Regions from separate parts of the Homo sapiens genome. Here region 2 is linked to region 1. The links are chromatin loops, found by intact Hi-C in ENCODE. Cell type or tissue: heart left ventricle. All regions are shown on one strand. Each heading gives the region's core, and the rest is flanking DNA. Links, peaks and the distances in the headings are about the cores only. Region 1 overlaps CXCL9 (C-X-C motif chemokine ligand 9). Region 2 overlaps NAAA (N-acylethanolamine acid amidase).

The links. A loop is a pair of places that touch in the nucleus more often than their neighbours do. Peaks named below come from ENCODE experiments on the same cell type or tissue, not always from the same donor. Only the 100,000 strongest peaks of a DNase experiment are listed, where the experiment ranks them.
Region 2: it touches region 1 in a loop (10-fold over the local background); 13 of 110 quality-filtered maps call a loop at or near these places.

Annotation. Positions count from the first base shown.
Region 1 is chr4:76,001,665-76,007,034 of GRCh38, reverse strand. It overlaps CXCL9 (C-X-C motif chemokine ligand 9), which reads left to right. Exons shown (of 4, transcript NM_002416.3): 2 at 761-887; 3 at 2,142-2,226; 4 at 3,336-5,370. The coding sequence ends at 3,437. It overlaps SDAD1-AS1 (SDAD1 antisense RNA 1), which reads right to left. Exons shown (of 3, transcript NR_125906.1): 3 at 1,093-1,962. Among named protein-coding and RNA genes, the nearest start is that of CXCL9, 3.2 kb to the left of the region's middle. In heart left ventricle, for the core only: no CTCF peak of the experiment used is centred there; no DNase peak of the experiment used is centred there; H3K27ac peaks cover 1,402 bases.
Region 2 is chr4:75,933,851-75,939,235 of GRCh38, reverse strand. NAAA (N-acylethanolamine acid amidase) reads left to right here. Exons shown (of 11, transcript NM_014435.4): 3 at 3,001-3,127. Among named protein-coding and RNA genes, the nearest start is that of NAAA, 4.5 kb to the left of the region's middle. In heart left ventricle, for the core only: no CTCF peak of the experiment used is centred there; no DNase peak of the experiment used is centred there.

The DNA.
Region 1 (5,370 bases), core at 1-5,000:
AGAATTTGTCCCTAATCTATTTACTAACTATCTTTGTTACCTTGGACAAATTACTTAATCTTTCTAGACCTCAGTTTCCTCATCATCTGTAAAATAGAACTTTGTAGTTATACCTTTTCTGACTGCTACACAATGTATGGCATATGGTACAATAAGTACCAAGTAAATATATGAATTTAAGAATTAAGATAATGTATTTTAAGGGGTTTTCAAAAATTTAAAACACTATTGAAAAGCAAGGCAGTGGGGAGGAGAGAGGATGAGGATGAAAGTGGTGATTGGTTACAAAGGAGTGCTTTCTATTCAACACCAACACCAGTTCCATTCCTTAAGGTCAGATAATAAATAATAGATGGTTTAGGAGTTGCTTAAGAAACTGTGATCAGCATAGCATACATGAATTAGTTATCTGTTTGTCTTGTGATAGGCATTTATTAAATATTGTGAAAGTCTCTTTTTCTCCCACGGACTTACGGTGTGGTAGTTAAGAGCAACGCCTTTGGACTCAGAGAGATCTGGGCTAAAACCCTGCCCCTGCTCCCTAAAAGCTGTATGACTTTGTTCTTAATCTTTCTGAACCTTAGTTTCCTTATGTATAAAATAGAGATGATACCTCCTTCAAAGGTTTGTGGTGATTATTTTTAGGCACTCGGTAAATGATAGCAATAATCATGACTCAGTCAAGTGTATCATTTTGATAGATCACCTAAACTGAAACATTGGCCTATACTGATGTGTTCTATCTTTTTCTTTCCCTCAGGAACCCCAGTAGTGAGAAAGGGTCGCTGTTCCTGCATCAGCACCAACCAAGGGACTATCCACCTACAATCCTTGAAAGACCTTAAACAATTTGCCCCAAGCCCTTCCTGCGAGAAAATTGAAATCATGTAAGTAACAACCCAGCTAACATGCATGCACCATATTGGCAAGAACATTAAATTTAGCATGAGTTTTACCCTTGGAGTGCTTGCCCATACAAACACTTAAAAATCAGATGGTTACCCCCTCCATAAATTTGGGCAGCTCCTTTCTTTTCTTCTCCTTAAAAATGCAAGGAATTTCTGGTAGATTAGGCCCCAAGAATGACACATGTTTATTGTACAAAATGTTTAATGCAGGTAACACAATAGAAGAAAATAAAAATCACGCATAATTCTACCCTTGAGTGACAAATACTGTTAACCCCTTAGTATACAGTTTTCTAAATCTTCCTTACTTGCTTCGTGTGCACATAACATAGATATGTTTTTACATACACGTATATAAGCACAAAAATTAAATCATATACTATACACTGTTTTGTAATCTGCTTTTTCATTAACACTATATCATGAACATTTTCTCGTGTCAGTAAATCTCTAATAATGTCATTTTTACTTAATGTCATTTTTAATGGCCAAACTGTATTTCATCATATGGATAAACCATAATTTATATGACCAGGATTATTGTTGGAAATATAGATTATTTCCAAATTTTTACTGCTGAAATAAAACTTACTGTGGCAGTATTGTGTCTGTAATTCTTTCCTTTCTAGAGATTAGGATTGCTAGGTTGAAGGATGTGTGCATATTTTGTCTTTATAAGTCATCCTTGACTACTCTTATTCTCAGACTATACAGAAAAATTAAAGGAACATTTAAATTATTTCCAGACAGTCTACTGTAAGTAATTTTTAAAATTTAACCAGGGCCGGGTGCAGTGGCTCACACCTGTAATCCCAGCACTTTGGGAGGCTGAGGTGGGCAGATCATGAGGTCAAGAGATTGAGACCATCCTGGCCAATGTGGTAAAACCCTGTCTCTACTAAAAATACAAAAATTAGCTGGGCGTGGTGGCGCATGCCTGTAGTCCCAGCTATTCGGGAGGCTGAGGCAGGAGAATCGCTTGAATCCAGGAGTTGGAAGTTGCAGCAAGCTGAGATCGCACCACTGTACTCCAGCCTGGCAACAGAGCGAAATTCTGTCTCAAAAAAAGAAAAAAAAAAAAATTCAACCAGTGACTCATCTTGTCCTAGGAAATAATTTTAAGTAGTTTCATTAGAAAATTCAGCACAATTCATACTGATTTTCATTATTTCTGAGAAGAAGCATTTAAATTATTAATGAGAAAAAACTATCTCATTGCTATTTCTTTGGCAGTGCTACACTGAAGAATGGAGTTCAAACATGTCTAAACCCAGATTCAGCAGATGTGAAGGAACTGATTAAAAAGTGGGAGAAACAGGTTGGTGAAAAGGAAGATCAAAATTTTCTTTCTTTTAGAAATTAACTTTAGAAGACAAAGAATCTGCTTTTTCATTAACACTATAAGAATACATAACTTTTAAGAATACATTTTTCATTCATATTATGGTGCTTCTATTTTGTTCCTAGGACAAAATTAGGTTCCTACATATAGTATCCCCTCTCTGTCTCCCACTGGAAGAATGTGTGTTCCTTGGGGGTACAGAGCTTGTCCTTATTTAATACAATAAATATGTAATGAATTGAATGGTAGACACAGGATACAAAGATAATAAGGTATAGTCCCTTCCTGTTGTAGTGCATATGCTAATAATTATGGTACAATGTGAGAAATATAAAAGTATGCACAAGAATCTTGACGACATAGAGGAGGGAGTACTTAACTTTGCTGGGGGAATGGGGCAGGAGAAAGTGTTAAGGAAGATTTCTCATGTCAGGTGATATTTGATTTGGGTCTTGAAGGATAAATAATTTGCCAGGAAGGTAAGGACAGCATGAGCAGAAGAGTAGAATCATGAGAGAACCTGCTGTGTTCAGGGAGCCTCCATTAATGTGGCTGGAGTTTGTGTGAAGAGAGTGAAGGGACTGAGGCAGAAAAGTAGATCAGGACAAAGCGGGAGGAATCCTGCATGGCATACTAAGGAGTTGGATTTGAAGAGAGCCACAGAATATGTGGGTGGGAGATTGGGTTCTGGAGTCTCACAGACTGGAGGTTCTGCCACATACTAGCTGTCTAGATTTGGGAAAGTCACCCTCTCCAGAACTCAGCCTCCTCCTATGTAAAACGTGGATGATAATAGTGCCACCTTCAGAGGGTTGTAGCTGGGGCAGGTGAGTGGTAAGCAAGGTTGCCAGGAGAATGTAATAAGCCAGAAGAATAGACAAAAGACAGCCAGTTTGAAGGCTGTTGCCTCCTCCTCAAAGTGAGCAAAGTAGAGAGAATCTAAGGGAGCCCCTCTGAGAGTGAAGTGACTTTAATGTGGTTTTGAGACTATGTGGGTATGAGACAATGATCAGGAGAGTCCAAATAAAAGGAAGTAAAAATGGTAAGATTCAGAAACATTGCCCTTTTTCCCCTTCTTCTCACAGGTCAGCCAAAAGAAAAAGCAAAAGAATGGGAAAAAACATCAAAAAAAGAAAGTTCTGAAAGTTCGAAAATCTCAACGTTCTCGTCAAAAGAAGACTACATAAGAGACCACTTCACCAATAAGTATTCTGTGTTAAAAATGTTCTATTTTAATTATACCGCTATCATTCCAAAGGAGGATGGCATATAATACAAAGGCTTATTAATTTGACTAGAAAATTTAAAACATTACTCTGAAATTGTAACTAAAGTTAGAAAGTTGATTTTAAGAATCCAAACGTTAAGAATTGTTAAAGGCTATGATTGTCTTTGTTCTTCTACCACCCACCAGTTGAATTTCATCATGCTTAAGGCCATGATTTTAGCAATACCCATGTCTACACAGATGTTCACCCAACCACATCCCACTCACAACAGCTGCCTGGAAGAGCAGCCCTAGGCTTCCACGTACTGCAGCCTCCAGAGAGTATCTGAGGCACATGTCAGCAAGTCCTAAGCCTGTTAGCATGCTGGTGAGCCAAGCAGTTTGAAATTGAGCTGGACCTCACCAAGCTGCTGTGGCCATCAACCTCTGTATTTGAATCAGCCTACAGGCCTCACACACAATGTGTCTGAGAGATTCATGCTGATTGTTATTGGGTATCACCACTGGAGATCACCAGTGTGTGGCTTTCAGAGCCTCCTTTCTGGCTTTGGAAGCCATGTGATTCCATCTTGCCCGCTCAGGCTGACCACTTTATTTCTTTTTGTTCCCCTTTGCTTCATTCAAGTCAGCTCTTCTCCATCCTACCACAATGCAGTGCCTTTCTTCTCTCCAGTGCACCTGTCATATGCTCTGATTTATCTGAGTCAACTCCTTTCTCATCTTGTCCCCAACACCCCACAGAAGTGCTTTCTTCTCCCAATTCATCCTCACTCAGTCCAGCTTAGTTCAAGTCCTGCCTCTTAAATAAACCTTTTTGGACACACAAATTATCTTAAAACTCCTGTTTCACTTGGTTCAGTACCACATGGGTGAACACTCAATGGTTAACTAATTCTTGGGTGTTTATCCTATCTCTCCAACCAGATTGTCAGCTCCTTGAGGGCAAGAGCCACAGTATATTTCCCTGTTTCTTCCACAGTGCCTAATAATACTGTGGAACTAGGTTTTAATAATTTTTTAATTGATGTTGTTATGGGCAGGATGGCAACCAGACCATTGTCTCAGAGCAGGTGCTGGCTCTTTCCTGGCTACTCCATGTTGGCTAGCCTCTGGTAACCTCTTACTTATTATCTTCAGGACACTCACTACAGGGACCAGGGATGATGCAACATCCTTGTCTTTTTATGACAGGATGTTTGCTCAGCTTCTCCAACAATAAGAAGCACGTGGTAAAACACTTGCGGATATTCTGGACTGTTTTTAAAAAATATACAGTTTACCGAAAATCATATAATCTTACAATGAAAAGGACTTTATAGATCAGCCAGTGACCAACCTTTTCCCAACCATACAAAAATTCCTTTTCCCGAAGGAAAAGGGCTTTCTCAATAAGCCTCAGCTTTCTAAGATCTAACAAGATAGCCACCGAGATCCTTATCGAAACTCATTTTAGGCAAATATGAGTTTTATTGTCCGTTTACTTGTTTCAGAGTTTGTATTGTGATTATCAATTACCACACCATCTCCCATGAAGAAAGGGAACGGTGAAGTACTAAGCGCTAGAGGAAGCAGCCAAGTCGGTTAGTGGAAGCATGATTGGTGCCCAGTTAGCCTCTGCAGGATGTGGAAACCTCCTTCCAGGGGAGGTTCAGTGAATTGTGTAGGAGAGGTTGTCTGTGGCCAGAATTTAAACCTATACTCACTTTCCCAAATTGAATCACTGCTCACACTGCTGATGATTTAGAGTGCTGTCCGGTGGAGATCCCACCCGAACGTCTTATCTAATCATGAAACTCCCTAGTTCCTTCATGTAACTTCCCTGAAAAATCTAAGTGTTTCATAAATTTGAGAGTCTGTGACCCACTTACCTTGCATCTCACAGGTAGACAGTA
Region 2 (5,385 bases), core at 283-5,282, 68 kb after region 1:
GGGCTGGGGCGACAGGGAACACTGCTCTAATAGGGCCAGCCAGTGTTTGGACCGGGAAGTGGGCATGATAAAATGTGCATCCAGGCTGGGCGCGGTGGCTCACGCCTGTAATCCCAGCACTTTGGGAGGCCGAGGCGGGTGAATCACCTGAGGTCAGGAGTTCAAGACCAGCCTGGCCAACATGGTGAAACCCCGTCTCTACTAATAATACAAAAAAATTACCAGGGCCTGGTGGCGGGCACCTGTGAATCCCAGCTACTTGGGAGGCCGAGGCAGGAGAATCACTTGAACCCAGGAGGCAGAGGTTGCAGTGAGCCAAGATGGCACCATTGCACTCTGCAGCCTGGGCGACAAAGCGAGATTCCATATCAAAGAAAAAAAGTGCACCCAGAAGTGAAAGCAACATGGAGTGTGTGGTTGATCCCAGGCAAAGTGCAGGGGACCACTAAAGGTTTATGGGCTCAGTAATAGGCCCTGGAATAAAGAGAGGTTTTGACTTGGTTTCTTCCTTCAATACTTATTGTTTTGCCAGCAGACTAGCTTCATCTCGTAACCTCTTGTACATACTTAGAGCTTCTTGCTGCCTAAAGATGATGGGGGTAGAAAAGATCTTGGAATAATGAAACTTTACTGGCCCAGGCATTTTCCCAGAACACCTAGGCAGAGTAAGCTAAAAAGCACTGGGACTGCCTTCCTCTTCAGGAAATGCTTTCAGGCACAGAAAAGACACAGGCCTGCTAAATAACATGCTTTTCAGTTGAACTAAGTTATTATAATTTTACCACCTCCCTCTCCTACCTCCAACTTTTTCCTATTTTTAACTTACAGCTTTCTCAATGAAAAATCACGAATCATTTTTACCCTCATCTGTTGGAGTCACCATATTCAAACACATTAAAGCAAAAGTTCTAGTAAAAACATTCTAACTTTTGGATTTGATACTAAGGTATTTATTGAATTGCCTAATAGCACCATTCAATTCACTAGCATTAACAAAGGAAATGCTTTCTTCTCATGTTGGAAGTAAGCCTTCTTGAATTAGAATAATACTAGCTACCCTTTATTGAGCCTACTGGGTGCCAGGCACTTCATGAACACAGTCCCGTGGGGAAGATGGTATCATCTGTTTTGTGATGTGGAAACCAAGCCTCAGTGGGGCCACCTTGCTGGAAGTCAGGTGGCTGGTGAGTGCTAAAAGCATGGGAATCTCCAGTTCGCTGCAGTGCCTTTCAAAGCAGAGCCTGTTTCCTCATTTGTCTCCCATGCTTGTGCACTGCTGCATCACACTACAACATTTGGGCCTGAGATGGAAGTATTGTTATCTTGCCAATTTTGAAAAATCGCCTCTGAGAGAGATCCCACAAACTTTGCTTTAGTACTTCCCATGTCTTACCAGTCCCCTCCCTGACCTGAACTCTTTGAAGTTAAGCTCAGAAACCTTGGAGGGTGGCCGGCCACAGTGGCTCACGCCTGCATTGCCAGCATTTTGGGAGGCTGAGGTGGATGGATCTCTTGAGCCCAGGAGTTCGAGACCAGCCTGGGCAACATGGTAAAACCTTGTCTCTACAAAAAATACCACAAAATTAGCCGGATGTGGAGGCTTGCGCCTGTGGTCCCAGATACTCAGGAGGCTGAAGTGGGAGGATCGCTTCAGCCCGGGAAGTCACGGCTGCAGTGAGCCGACATTGCACCACTGCACTCCAGCCTGGGTGACAGAGACTCAAAATAAATAAATAAATAAATAAATAACAGAAACCTTGGAGGGAATTAAAACTGACCAAGTTTCCGTCTTTATTTTATTTTATTTATTTATGTTTGAGACGGAGTCTCACTCTGTTACTCAGGCTGGAGTGTAGTGGCACGATCTTGGCTCATCGCAACCTCCGCCTCCCTGGTTCAAGCGATTTTCCTGCCTCAGCCCCCCAGATAGCTGGGACAACAGGTGTGCGCCACCATGCCCGGCTAATTTTTGTATTTTTAGTAGAGATGAGGTTTCACTATGTTGGCCAGGCTGGTCTCAAACTCCTGACCTCATGATTCACCCACCTTGGCCTCCCAAAGTGCTGGGATTACAGGCATGAGCCACTGTGCCCTTGCCCAGCCCAAGTTTCCATCTTAAAACAAACAAACAAAAAGTAACACTTTTTTCCCCAATTATAAAAGTAACATGTAATCGTTGTAGAAAATCAGTAAATGTAGAAAAGTAAAAAAACAAAGCTAACCACCATCCTGTTATTAAAAAATGACCAGAAAAACCCTTCAGGATATTTTCTCTCAGTTTTGTTCATGTGGATATACATATTTTTCCCTCTGGTATTGGACATACTGTATATAAATATTTTTTCATGTACAGTTAAATATTCTCAGAGAATATGGATAGATACTTAACAAGCCTCCTCCTCTTTTTCTCACAATACTTCTGTTCATAGAGATTCCCCCTTTTTTAAAATTATGATCTCTGTGCAAGGAGCTGGAGAGAGAAAGGAAAAGTGCCAAGTCCCTTAAGAGCCAGCCATTTTCCCAAGGGGACAAAATGAAACATTTGTGAAACAATGGTTTAGTGTTACTTTATTTGCTCTGAGGAATTCATATATGGAGAGGTGAGCTTGAGCTGGCTTTGAATCATGTGTTAAATAGAATACATGCTGCCATGCAGAGGAAAAAGCAGAGTTCAGAGGTGTCCTGAGCCCAGGATGGGTTAGTTTCACTTCAGATTTAGACTGAGGATGAAATTCTCACTTACTATGCTTATGATGCCCTCCATGTGTGCTAAGGGTAAAGATCCTAGAAACACTGAATGAACACAGATGAGTTGTATCCAGTTGTGTTTTTCATCTTGAATTGTTAATCTATATTCTTATACAAGCATTATAGCACATATATCAGTTATAAGGAAGAAAAACTTTTACTTTGAGGATTTGTTTTACAAATGAAAAACTCCTTTTCCTTTTTTTTCTTATTTGTCTTATTCATTCATGTTGGACTTTTCCCTTTTCTCAGGTTCTGCACCAGTATTGTGGCTCAAGACTCCAGAGGCCACATTTACCATGGTCGGAATTTGGATTATCCTTTTGGGAATGTCTTACGCAAGCTGACAGTGGATGTGCAATTCTTAAAGAATGGGCAGGTATAATCCGTACCATATAAGATAAAAAATCAGAAAGATTTGCAAACTCAAGTTAGCAGTCATTTGGATGGCCTGCTAACTTAAGTGTGTTATCAGTGTAAGACACAAAAAAATCACACCCCTGGAAAAACAAAGCCAGAAGAGAGGTTTGCATCAATTATGCTTATAGGAAGGACGGTCATTTATTATTTATTATTCAGTGTCTACTTAAAGAGGTCACCCAGTTTTCCATAGGGAAATCTCTTTTAGAGAGTGATCAATCATCCACTTATGCAGAGTCAGCTCTTTCCTCTGCTTTCCCATGCCCAGGCTGCTTCTGGAATATGGAGGGGCTGGGTAGTGCAATAACTAGAAACACCCAACTTTGGGATCTGACAGTCCCAGGTTTAAATCTTGATTCTATCAATTACTGTACTTCCTTTGTGAACCTGAGAAATTACTCATTCCCTAATTTTGCAGACTACAGCTCATGGAGGCTCATAACTACTTTACTGCGATAGTTATAAATGTTAAATGAAGTAGTCTATGTAAAGTTGTAGCCAAATAATAAATGGTCCTTCATTCTGCAAGTGTGATTGACCCACACCACTTTCTTGTGTATGATCTTTAAAAAATTATACTTAGATCTTTTGTTTATAGCATGGTCCCTTTAAAACTATAATCTAGTGTGTGCTGTTGTCAACTGTGTAAACTTTTAGAGAGACAGAATTAATCAATGTTCATTGAGTACGCAAAGCATGTTTTGCTGTAAAACAGAATACAGAGTGCAAAAGCCAGATTTTGGCTGTAAGGACAAGGACTATATTCCCTTTGTTCTTTGCATTTAGGGGTTGATTCACAAATACTAAAAACTCATTTACTAACTACTCAGTCATCTGCTTTTACAAACACTTTTTTTCATAAAAAATTCAAACAGTACAGAAATATTTAAAGTAAAAGTTTCTCCTTTCCAGTCCCATTTCTTTACTTTGCCACTATTAACAATTTGATTTCTAGCTGAATTACTTTAAAAATGATTTTAAGTGGTAACGATAATATAAATGCATAATAAATTCTCAAAGGAAATCTGCTAAATATTAAGTTATTACTGAATGAAGGATAATATTATTTATTATTTATTCATGTTTTTTCTCCATTGTTCTATAATGAGCTAATACTCTTAATAAAGAGACAAAGGAATAAATGCAATGAAAATAAATTATTTCAGCTGCTCTGAAACTCACTCTAATAGTTGTTGCTTCATTTGTTTTTGTTTTTCCTGGAGTTCCCATGAAATAATCTATAGAGAAATAGTCTGTAGAGGTAGTTTTACTCTCAGTACTCAGGTGACTGTTACTGAATATAGACAGTTTACACTTGGGTATTGCTTTTCTATGGAGGACTCATGGCCAAGAAATTGTTTTATGAAATTAAGAACAGGTTATCCACAAAATAATTCATCTCTCATTCTTGTCTAGTGTTTGTAATCTTAAAAGTATTTTTGGCTGGGCGCGGTGGCTCACGCCTGTAATCCCAACACTTTGGGAGGCCGAGGCAGGCGAATCACGAGGTCAGGAGTTCAAGACCAGCCTGGCCAATGTGGTGAAACCCCGTCTCTACTAAAACTACAAAAAAAAAAAAAAAAAATTAGCTGGGCGTGTGGGTGGGTGTCTGTAATCCCAGCTACTTGGGAGGCTGAGGCAGGGGAATCGCTTGAACCTGGGAGGCGGAGGTTGCAGTGAGCTGAGATCGCACCACTGCACTCTAGCCCAGTGACAGAGTGAGACTCCATCTCAACAACAACAACAAAAGTATTATCATACACAGGACCTCATTCGATCCCCCCAGCAGCCCTGTGAAGCAGGCATAAGTCAACATTTTAATCTTTACTTTCTAGATGAGGGGGCCCAGCTTCACAGAGACTGACTTGCCCCGAATCACAAGGCCTCTAGAGACATGGCAGAGGTAGGGCCAGAACCCAGGCGTTAGGCCTACTGATAGTTTTTGTTTACAGCCTTAATTAGGCTGTAAATTATTATTATTATTATTATTATTATTATTATTATTATTATTATTACTACTACTATTGTTTTTATTTTTGAGACAGAGTCTCGCTCTATCACCCAGGCTGGAGTGCAGTGGCGCGATCTCGGCTCACTGCAACCTCTGCCTCCCATGTTCAAGCAATTCTCCTGCCTCAGCCTCCCAAGTAGCTGGGACTATAGGAGGGTGCCACCACACCCGGCTAATTTTTGTATTTTTAGCAGAGATGGGGTTTC